Linked DNA regions of Homo sapiens: regions 1 and 3 are each linked to region 2. A link is a contact called in ENCODE Hi-C or POLR2A ChIA-PET data. All regions are on one chromosome and are shown on one strand. The core of a region is the stretch at or near the end of the contact, and the rest is flanking DNA. Distances in the headings are between cores, read along the strand shown.

Region 1 (3,682 bases), core at 477-2,976, 1.1 Mb before region 2:
ACTCCAGCCTGGGCGACACAGTGAGGCCCTGTCTCAAAAAAAATAAAATGACAAACATTTGCATCAATTGTTTTATGCTTCATGGGTTCATTAAATATTCAACGCTCCTTGTTCAGTTTCTACTTATGTTTATTGGCACCTATCACTTCTTAATCTCAAAGGATTTTGATTGGCCTGTTTATGTCTCGTGCTTAGTAATAGCCAACATGATACAGTATTTGTACTATGGTACGCTAAGCTAAAGAGTGTATCATTATCGCTGTACAATAATCTGTAGAAAACTCTATTCCTTGCAAACTTGAGGCAGCACTTTTAGCGTTGTATAAATGCATGCAGAAATAATACCATATTCAGAATTCTTTCAGAATTAGAGTACTCATGCTTTAGAAAATACTGGGTTTCTTATCTCTTAATGTGTGTAAAATAAACTTGGAATGTCACTTTGGGTTACCATAAGTTTGTATCTAAAGATTTTATTTGACATTTGAATAATTTGCTTAAAATTTAAATATTTAAGAATGTTATAGTAATAAAGGGATCAAAATAGTTAATCTGGAAGGGGAGTTGACAAATTATAAAACAGAAAACTATATTTGATTGTGCATATCCAAAAAGCCAGAGCTATCACTTCAGCAATTTAATGTATCTAATGCCTGTGATTTGCTTGAGGTCGGTAGAAGCTTATATAGTCACTTTCAGAGCACTCCCCTGAGAAAATGTCAAGACTTGAATTTGCTTCTCTAATGCAGAGCTTCTCAAGTAGTTTGTCTCAAGCTATTGATCGAAGCCTTCTGGGTGTCTAGCTGGGCAGCACTTAAGGTGGCTGGAGCTCCCAGGCTGGTCGCCTCCAGAATTCCAAACAACTAATTTTCTCTATCTGCCATGATGTAAAAAATGCTGTGAAACACCACAGTGGGACAGGCATGGACAGGCATGCAGGCAGTGGGGTGCATGTATGTGGTTTAATACTGAAAATAAGGATACAAAAATCCTGCCAGGTGATGCTCCTGTAATTCTCAAGGAGCGGCAGTGATTTGTTATTTCACATTTTTCCTCACTCTATCCTTGCCCCTGACACACACACTGCAAGTCACTGATTGGAGCAGGCCAGTTCCTTCAGGTGAAGGGGCCTAGAGAAATGTCGGTGAATACCCAGTGAATACCACGCTGTGAAACTCTGCATCTGAGGCACGCAGTGGGGCTTTGGTTCTCTCCTCTCACCAGGGGTTTGACCTTTCAACCACCTCAGAAAAAAGGAAAGGTGGAAGCAGGAAGGGGGACCAGCAGCTCCAGGCAAGCAATGCTAATTAGCTCCAGCGTAATGACCCAACATCAGTTCTTAGCTGAATTTTAACAGTCCATTTGAAAACATTTTCTAGATAAATGAAAATGGAAAGAGCTCTAGAAAATGTTTAAGTGTTACATACTTAAAATAGTATATTTACTTATTGAAGTTAAATGCCAAGATGTAGAACTAGTGTGTTATTTTCTTGGTACAGATTACAATGCTGTGTTTCAGTGAAGGAGCTAATTGAAATGATTAGTAGATAGATGTAATCAGAAAAATATTAAATGAAGATAGTAATTTCTAAAGCAGGAAATAAAGACAGTTACAAGTCTGTTCTTATTTTTCCAATCTGTTATATAACTCCTCCCACCCATTAACCTTAACTAAATGTATGATTCATTTGTTAAACAAATACTGAGTTCCAGCTACGTGTAAGGCATCATAGGGGCAGAAGATACAGCAGTGAACATAACAGGTAAAACCCTCCCCCTCTGCCAAGGGGCAGGACAGGGAGGAAAGGGAAGACAGAGACAGGTGGAATATGGAGTGTTCAGTGTTGGTAAGTGCTAAGGAGAAAAAATGAAACAGGAGGTAAGATGCAGAGGGTGGTGGTGAAGGCAATGGGAGGTTGCCTTGAAAGCGGAGCTCAGTGTAGTCTCCATTTGAGTTAAAGACTGGAAATGAGCAAGGAAACAGTCTAAGGAAAGAAAGACTAATAGAGCAGCCAGCAGAGAGCTCTCTGCAGAGAGAGAGGGCGGACCTGTGTGGTCAGGGAATTGCAGGAAGAAGGCCCGTGGGGTTAGAGTGATGTCAGTGGTGGGAGAGTAGTACAAGATGGCGTCAGAAAGCTCGTAGGGGTTAGGTATACAGCCTTGTAGGCCATTATGAGGAGTTTGGCTTTTACTCTAGGTGAGACGGGAACCCACTGGAGAGTTTTAAGCAAAGACATGACATGGTCTCACTTAGGATTTAACAATTCTGGCTCCTTTTCGAGCGTAGACTGGAGGGGGCCAATTAGGAGGCTGCTGCAATAATCTAGGTGAGAGACGACGGCAAGGGTGAGAGATGATAGACCAGGGTGGTAGCAGTGGAGTAATGAAAAGTATGATTCCAGAAATATCCAAGACAATTTCCTGGCAGATTTGATGTGAGGTGTGATTAAAGAAGAACCAAGAATGACTTTAGTGTTGTTGGCCTGAGCAACTGGAAGAACAGAGTTGCCATTTATTGAGATGAGAAGGCTGCCAGAAGAGTAGAGGTAAATGTGTGAGTATGTGTGTGTTGGGGGGATGGAGGGAGAGTTGCACTGAAAGCATGAGCAAAGATTTAGACAAATTAGGATTGAGATGTCCATTAGACAACTAAGAAGAGATGTCAAGCAGGTAGTTGGATCTGTGAGACTCAGGGAAAAAGTCTGACCTGGAGAATATAAATGTTACAATCATCTGTGTGTGGATAGTATTGAAAGCCACAGGGCCAAAGGAGATCATCAAGAAAGCAGATAGGAAAGAGAAGAGGTCCAATCACTGAGCCCTGGGGTAATACAATATTTAAAAGGTCAGAGAGATTATATGGCCTGTTAATTACATTATATACTTAGGAACTATCCTTCATAGTCTGTATTTGGGGTTTTTAAGAAACAAAAGGTAGAGGTGCTCCCAAGAATTAAACTGAGCCGGGCGCAGTGGCTCATGCCTGTAATCCCAGCACTTTGGGAGGCTGAGGCAGGAGGATCGCTTGAGTCCAGAAGTTCAAGACCAGCCTGGGCAATATAGGGAGACTCCGTCTCTACAAAAACTGCAAAAAAAAAAAAAAAAAGGCTGGGCGTGTGGCACGTGCCTGTGGGAGGTCGAGGTTGCACCACTGCACCACTCCAGCCTGGGCAAAAGCAAGACCGTGTCTCAAAAAAAAGAAAAAAAAAATTAAACCAAAGCCAAAAGAAGATCACTTACAAAATACCGACATCTAGGTGTGAAGCTGGCAATGTTCCCAAGGTTTTTGTAAATAAGTTGATTCCAAACTGTTCACTATTGAGACCCCTCTGTGTGACATGTACCGATTACAAAGATGAATTTTGCATAGCATATTCTAAAATGCCCATTAGGTGGCAGAAAAACATTCAGTAAACCAACTGTGAGCTAGCTAGTGCTCACTCTTGTGCTCATTCACGGTCTCTCTCTCCACTCCCCTCCAACCTCCCAAAGAGCCCTCTGAACTTAAAGATGTATATGGCTATTAATGCACAACACCATAATCATAAAGAACGAAGACTGGTATTTTCTTCAGAGAGCCAACAGATATCATCAGTCTGTAAGATAATAGAGGCAAGCCAGGTGTACAGGGGATGAGGGTGTGCGTATGTTTCATTTGGTTTGGAAATGTATGAATTTGGAC
Region 2 (3,860 bases), core at 579-3,078:
TACTGAAGTGTTAGTCTGACTTCAAAGCTGGTGTAAGTGCCATCATACCACACTGAGTCTGTGTTAGGATTGTATTCTGACATCAGAAAGGCAATCAGAAGAACCATACTGCTAAATTGAATATAGTCTCAAGAGCCACATAACGTTTTATGAATTCGGCTACACAACGGATACCTTGGTAGGGTATCTCCAAAGGATACCTTGACAAAAAACAAGGAAGAAACCATATAGCAACAACTGATACGTGTTTCTCTTGCTCCTACTGTTAGGAAAAATTCACAGACAATCCGTACAAGTTACTTCAACACAAAGAAATGTAAATCCAGGAAATAAAAATCTTAACAGCAAAATCCATCACCCTTATCTATGGTCCATTATTTCAATATTGGGTATTCACACTACAAACCTGATTTCATAACCAGGCATTAAACTAAAATAAGATGCATAATGCTATTAATACTTTCAAATTCCTTGAATCCTGGCAGGACAAAATATCCCAAACCCTCTAAACCCAATTACTAATTCTAGTGAATTGTTAAGTCGACCCAGTGAGAGTTTGGGACGCCCTCCATGACACAAGCAGGGGGCCAGGGAACAGCATATTATACTCTGTATGTATGACTGCAAACTTTGTCATCACTCCATTCCACAGACTTCATAAAAGTAAAAGCTTTTTGTTTCTTTGTCTGAACAAATGGAGCCACAAGCATAGGATGCCTGCAAGATGTCCCCACTTCAGTGGGAGAGGTGCAAATACAACTTCCACGAAGAAACTCGCTACTGAAGTCTGCAGAAGCCACCGCAACACACCGCAAACCTCCATTCCGCGATCGCTGAATGACAGAGACATTTCTGAAATGTCTCAAACCTGCTGTTCATCTGTGGCCTGGTGGCCGTGTCAAAAGCCTGCGGAGCTCCTAAAGAAGGCACTAATCCTCTCCGGAGGTCTTGCTAAAAGCTGTGGGAAACGAAGGGAGCCAGGCACGTACGCTTTCCTGCAATCTAAAACTTCCGAGATTGCATTTACCAAAACCCCTTTCCACAAAGAGGTAAGGGTGACTTAGCTGCTACTGTGGATATCAAGATCGAAATTCAATTAAAAACAAAGCAAAGGTACCCGTTCCAGTAACGTATGTTTCACTCCAGTAAAAAGTAAAAAGACACAGCAAAGAACAAGGTCCCCGGTTCCCGTATTCTTGACCTTCAAGAACTGCAAAAAAGTCAAGACCCAGTGAAAGACGAAAAGTTTGAGTGGCTGCTGGGCTCGCGGGCGGCTCGCCTGACTCCGGAGCAGCTGGAGGAACCCGCCTCGAGGTTAGGGTCTCGCCGCGCCCCCACGACGGCTGTGGGCGCAGAGCCCAGAGGATGGAGCCTCCCCTTCCTGAAACCCGCTCGAAGCTCGGAAAGCCCCGGCCCCTCCGCGCGGGCTGCGGCCCCCAGGCTCCTTCCCCGACGCGCCCGAGGGCGCGGACCAGCCCCCGGCACGCGACCCCGCACACTTCCGGGCCCGACGCCCTGGCCGCTCGCCCACTTACCGGCATCATCTTGGACCCGAACCGCATGGAAGCGGGTGGCCAGACTGCGGCCCCGGCCGAGCTGAGGTGCCCCGGAGGGTCGCGGATGCGGGGGAGGGGAGCGGAGAGCGAGGCCGCCCGGACCTGTTGCGAGGCGGCGGCGGCGGCAGCGGCGGCGCGCGGGTCCGAAGGGCCCTCCGCGCGGGCTGGGGCACCAACAAGCCCCGGGCTCCCCCGCCCCGGCCGGGCCCCCTGACGCGGCTTTGTCTCTTCGACGCTCGTGACGGTCGGGGCTCCCTCCTCCGCTCCGAAACCAACTAATCCCGGGTCGGGCCCCAGCCGAGCCCGTGCCGGCTCCGCCCCCCGCGCCGACCCCGCCCGCGGCGCGCCCGGCGGCCTGGGGGAGGGGCGGCCGCGGGAACGGGAGCTGCGCGCGCCTGCGCGGGCCCGGCTGGGTAGACGGGGAGCGGCGGGAGCCGGCCGCCTTTTCTTTCTTCGCCCCGGACTGAAGTGCGGTCGGGGCCGCGCGGCGGAGCGGCTGGAGCGCGCGCCTCCTAGCGGAGCCGGGGCAATTGGAAGGCCGCGCCTCAGGAAAACAGGATGGTAGTGAATGGCACCGAGCCGCCCCAGGGCTGCCGCCGTCACCTCCTCGGCGGCTCCGAGTCGTGCGAGGCAGGGGACCCTTTGCCTTCAGAACAGGGCGCCCGACGTTGGGCGCGTGGACAGAGTCCTCCGGCGGCCGCGCCGCTGGGCCAGGCGGAGAGAGGCGGACGGACTTCAGGGGAGGCCCGGGCCACGCCGCGGAAACTACCCGACTCCCTGGAGGCGGCCAGGACCGACCCTGTCCCGACAAAATGGAGTTCCCCGTGTGGCTTCAGCTCGCGGCGCGTTCCCAGAGCTCCTCAGTGATCCGGCTTTCGGATTGTTCGCCTTTCATCTCATTTGCCGTTGTCCAAATTCTAATTTAAAACTCATGTGTTACTTGCTGTAAGGTTAACAAACGTACACCGCAAACTGGATAAAGGGATAACTTTTATGTTGTGTATGTTTTACCACAATAAAAATAAATTTTGTAAAAATGTGTCAGGCAGCATTCTGAGGAGCTTCCCTGGGGGGTGCTGGGAACACCCTGCAAACAGCCTCCGATACGGGGAGCCGGTGGATACCATCCTTTTCCAGGGAGGGAGGCCAAGGCCTAGGGAAATGGCAGGGCTGCCTTCCAAAGAGTAGCAGAGCGGGTTCAGGCTTTTATTCCACCTTCCAGAGAGACACATACTGCGGGAACCCTAACTCCAGGAAGCTTTGTTCTAGTAAGTTGTCAGTGCAAGTTCACTCAGAATCACTTTTCTCTGCCTTTATACATGATTCTAGAACCTGAAGTGGGGTAAATCCCCTGGGTTTATCTAGTATCAAGAACAGACAATTCTTTCTTAGCCCACCATATCCCTTACCAGAATCTCCATCGAACTCCCTATTGCACCATCCCAGATACTGTATCTGGAAATACTAAATTACGGTTAATTCAACTAGAATTTAACGTTCTCGCCCGGGCGCAGTGGCTCACGCCTGTAATCCCAGCACTTTGGGAGGCCGAGGCGGGCAGATCACCTGAGGTCAGGAGTTCGAGACCAGCCTGGCCACGTGGTGAAACCCTTGTCTCTACTAAAAATATAAAAATTAGCCGGGCATGGTGGCGCATGCCTGTAATGCCAGCTACTCGGGAGGCTGAGGCAGGAGAATCTCTTGAACCTGGGAAGCGGAGGTTGCAATGAGCAGAGATCACCCCACTGCACTTCAGCCTGGGCAACGAGAGTGAAACTCCATCTGAAAAAAAAAAAAAGAATTTAACGTTCTCAAAAAATCTGGTTTATAGTCTTGTTTTCTTAAGAGGGTTATACTGAGTTAAGCAAAATAAATTCATCCCTCATTCAGTAAATATTTATTAAATACCTGCCACTTGGTAGATATTCTTCTAAGTCCTAGGGATACATCAATGAACAAAAAGTTCAAAAGACAAGTGTAGTTATTGTGAAAAAAATAGAATAAGGTAAGAGAAGGGGATAAGGTGTACAGGTGCAACTTTAAATATGGTGGTCAAGGTAAGCCTCACTGAAAAGGCGGTGTGTGAGCACAGTCTTGAAGGAAATGAGGGTGTGAACTCCACAAATATGAAGGAAGATTTCCAGGCAGAGGGAACAGCCAACGCTAAGGCCTGATATGGGAGCCTGCCTGGCAAATTCTGGGACCATCAAGGAGGCTAAGATAGCTGGAGCAGACGATGAGGGGAGAGTAGTAGGAGATGAGATGGAGTGATATGAAGGGCCAGACAAGGAGGGCCTTGTAGGC
Region 3 (3,740 bases), core at 403-2,902, 1.3 Mb before region 2:
TTAATCCAAGGGCAAAGAATTCTAAAAGAAAAAAGATTTCTTTTGGCTTTTAGCCAAAAAACCCTCCACATATTCCTCTTGAAAATTAAACCAGTCTGGTTATTCATTTTGTATCCCTATTGAATCTTACCACCTCCTTAAAGTTAAAATGGCTCAATGTTATTATTTTACTTACCCACAGTTTCTACGTATGTTTGAAGCCAAGGAAAATGCATTCCTGCACCACTGAGCACAGATGTTTCCACTTCTTCATCATCTGTCACAGGCCCTTTTAATTCTTCACTGAAATCACTCATACCTATTACAAGATGAGATATCAGTTACTTTCTGTACATCTTAATCCACAGTCTTCTGAGTTGTACAGAAAAACGGCTATCTTTTTATCTAATAAATATAATTTGATTAGCAAAATGCATTATACCTGTCAGCTCTTTTAAAGTAAAAAATGAATTTAACTATGTCAGCAACAGCCAAAATGAATGATCCATTAAAGACCGAACCACTAATGTTTCAAGTCCATGTAAAGATAAATAAGATACTGCCCCTCTAATTTAAAAAATCTCAAGTCTAGACGAAGAAACAGCAAAACGTATAATAACAAAACAATATGAAAAGTACAGTAAGAATAGAAGTAGCAGCTAATATTTATTAGGCCCTTACTATGCACTAGAAGTATAAATTATCTAATTTAATCCCCACAGCAATCCTGAGGTGGGTACTATTACTTTCTTCCATGTGAAGGTTGAAAAAACTGAGGGGCTTAGTGAAATGATGGAACCTGCCTAACATCACAAAAAATGGTGAGGACGATAGTCTAGGAAATAGAACACCAAACTACTTGGCATGACTAGAATTCGAGGTGCGTGTGGAGGAGGGGTGCGGAAGGTGAGAAACGAACCTAGAAAAATCATCATAAGCCAAGGTGAGTTTAGACTTACTCCTAAAGATGCTCAGGGCCCCTTCCTCATTACCCATATGAAATCGAGTATTAGTGCCCCTGATACTACCTCCAAATTTCCCCTATTTCCCCTCTTCAATCCTACAGCACTACTCTAGTTCAAGACCCCTTCAAACAGTGCCTAGATTACCGCATCAGCTTTCTAAACAATTACCCTGGCTCAGATTTTGCATCTCTGCATTATACCCAGAGTAAACCTTCTAAATTCAAAGCATGTGGCTAGGAGTATGAATTATAAGTAACAACTGAATTTGAATCCGACCCATCACGTGTTTTCAGGAGTAGTTACACAAATCCTCCCTTTCCAAATCCTCAAAAACCCAAATTGGTGACCCGCAGTTGCCACGGCAACCAAAGCTTCTCTATCCCCTTCTTTCGTTTTCAGACCCCAAGGGTTTCAGGTATTAGGAGGAAATATCAGGAGAACATGGATGAATCCTGACACACCCCTTCCCGTTCCATTTAAACGCAGGAACCACGGGCGATATCTGCGGCACTTACCCGCCTAAATTTAGAGCTCCTCAGTAAAGCTAAACTCAGTCTCCGACTCCGGCCCACGTGAAGAAATTCCCACCGGAAGACGAGTTAGGAGAGCTTTATATGAGCAGGCGCTAAACCTGGTTTAGGTATTTAGGCAGCGCGCGGCCCGGCTCGTAACTCCTCCTGCTGCAGCAGGCGTATCGTTGGCCTCGCCTCGACCCCGGAAGTGACTTCTGGAAGTGACCCAGGAAGTGACAGTGAGCTGCCTCTCTGCGATTGGTTTTGCCCGAGTTTTATTTTTGTCTGTCTCAGCTAGAAAGTGGGAGACTTTCATTTAAAATGGAAATTGGGGCGAGGGGTTGGCGGCTGGGCGAAGGGAGCATTCAAAAGCGGAGAATGTCACTTTACCCGAGAAATTCACTACGATGGGCCATTGGTTTCTGCTCGGCTCGCAGGCGCACTGCACGAGTGGAGGTGTGGCTAGTGGCTGTGATGAGATAAATCCATGCATAGCCTTTTCATTGCGAGCTTGAAAGTTCTTTTCTATTACAGTTTTAGCTTTAGGTTTAATTGGTTCGACTGCCTTCTCCACAATTTGGGCGAGAATTTCCTTTGCCTTCTCAGCAAAAGTTGTTCTGCGGACCCGTCTGGGTCAACTTTCATGAGGGACATTGAGACAAACAAATGAAATATGGGTTAAAGGTAAGATGGTTAAACCGTGTGAAATGAGAGACAGTTGAGGGGTTCTAGGGAAGATGATCCCGGAAAAGGACTGCAGGCCCATGGAAACGCAGTGTGCTTCTCCAATATTTGGAGGGCTGATCAGTGAAAGAAGGATCAGACCCTTTTTCTTAGCAGCAGAGAACAGAACTAGGACTAATAAGTGAAAGGTAAAGGGAGGCTGCTTTCAAGTCACAGCAAGAAAGAATTTTGTCCACAAATGAGGATGCACAAATATAGCATAGGCTCCCCCAGGAATCACTGAGTTTCCTCTGTGTAGGTGAACAGTTTGAGTAGAATCGGAGTATCGGAGAGGAAATTAAAGGGTCTGGTAAGAGTTTGAGGCCGGGCGCGGTGGCTCATGCCTGTAATCCCAGCCCTTTGGGAGGCCGAGGCAGGCGGAAAGTTTGAGCTCAGGAGTTCGAAACCAGCCTAGTCAACATGATGAAACCCCGTCCCTACAAAATAAAAATAAAAAAAAATAAGCTGGGGTGATGATGCATGCCTCTAGTCCCAGCTACTCGGGAGGATGAGGTGGGAGGATCACCTGAGCCCAGGGAGGTCGAGGCTGCAGTGAGCTGTGATCACCCTACTGCACTCCAGCCTGGGCGACAGAATGAGACCCTGTCAAAAAAAATTTTGTACATGGATTCCTTAAAATGCTACAAATAGTTGATTCTATGTTGTCTTCTGCATAAAACAATATGCAGTAGTTAAGGACTTGCAAGAAAAGTTCCTTCTGCTGCTCTCTCTGTCATTAGTTCTTGAGTCCTCACTCAAGCTTGTGCTCTAACTCTACAGGCAGGGCTAACATAAATTATGCGTAGTCCAGGAGACCACACACAAAATAACATACATAATCATTACTTTCTTGTCTAGAGGCTTAGTCTGGCTACTTTTCTCCCATTGGCTTGAGGTGTAAATTCACCAAAACCAGCCCAGAAATGATTTTACATGGAAAAAAGTTTATGTTCTCCCGAAAATGAGGAAGAGCTTTCAGATTTTCCTCGAAGTTCTCAAACAGCTCTAAGGAGCAGTAGGAAACGTGCCCTACCTATGCTTTTTCTTTCCCATGCTGCAATTCTGACAGAAAATGTGTTGGAGAGAAGAGATAAAAAAAATCAACTAGATCACATCCAATAGCATAAACAAGAAGGAAGGAGGGAAGGTTGCCGTGGCAGGCATCTGTAGTCCCAGCTACTCCAGAGGCTGAGGCAGGAAGATCGCTGAGCTCAAAAGTTCAATTCCATCCTGGGCAACATAGCAAGACCATGTCTCAAAAAAAAAAAAAAAAAAGGCATGACAAATATGAAAACATAAAGCATGCAAAGACTTTTCTAGATTTCAATCTATAAGAAAACATGTCCTAAGAAAAACATGTTCTTACAATTACTTTGTGCTACAGAGCAACTTAATATGGTGATGAATTATGTTGTTTTTAAAGTTGCAAACTGTCATTTAAGGAATATTATTTCCATGAACGCTTCCTGTGCAATCTATTAAAGAACAAACTTCACATAGCCAAACAGTTGAAGAGACCTCATCATAAATAGACTATCCTATATCACAGCTAACGAGAATA

The links. A loop is a pair of places that touch in the nucleus more often than their neighbours do. ChIA-PET counts read pairs that join two places held with the same protein, here RNA polymerase II (POLR2A). Pooled maps may share reads with other maps.
Region 1: a map with no recorded cell type shows a loop between it and region 2 (4-fold over the local background). The contact joins the promoter of FAM177B here to the promoter of TP53BP2 in region 2. A Hi-C loop is called at or near these places in 3 of 37 single-sample maps with no recorded cell type and 3 of 50 pooled maps.
Region 3: a loop to region 2 is called in a map of CD8-positive, alpha-beta T cell, with 4 times the contacts of the local background. The contact joins the promoter of TAF1A-AS1 here to the promoter of TP53BP2 in region 2. A Hi-C loop is called at or near these places in 1 of 168 maps with a recorded cell type or tissue (CD8-positive, alpha-beta T cell) and 7 of 50 pooled maps. POLR2A ChIA-PET finds 5 or more read pairs at or near these places in 2 of 52 experiments (CD4-positive, alpha-beta T cell and K562).

Annotation. Positions count from the first base shown.
Region 1 is chr1:222,735,476-222,739,157 of GRCh38, forward strand. FAM177B (family with sequence similarity 177 member B) reads left to right here and starts at 1,727. Exons shown (of 6, transcript NM_001394345.1): 1 at 1,727-1,847; 2 at 2,429-2,546. RefSeq lists an enhancer at 969-1,510 and a silencer at 3,440-3,489.
Region 2 is chr1:223,844,119-223,847,978 of GRCh38, forward strand. TP53BP2 (tumor protein p53 binding protein 2) reads right to left here and starts at 1,829. Exons shown (of 18, transcript NM_001031685.3): 1 at 1,536-1,829. The coding sequence starts at 1,562. RefSeq lists a silencer at 1,657-1,966.
Region 3 is chr1:222,588,268-222,592,007 of GRCh38, forward strand. TAF1A-AS1 (TAF1A antisense RNA 1) reads left to right here and starts at 1,653. Exons shown (of 3, transcript NR_110613.1): 1 at 1,653-1,695; 2 at 1,991-2,140. TAF1A (TATA-box binding protein associated factor, RNA polymerase I subunit A) reads right to left here and starts at 1,666. Exons shown (of 11, transcript NM_005681.4): 1 at 1,460-1,666; 2 at 176-298. The coding sequence starts at 296. RefSeq lists enhancers at 1,633-2,166, 2,167-2,699.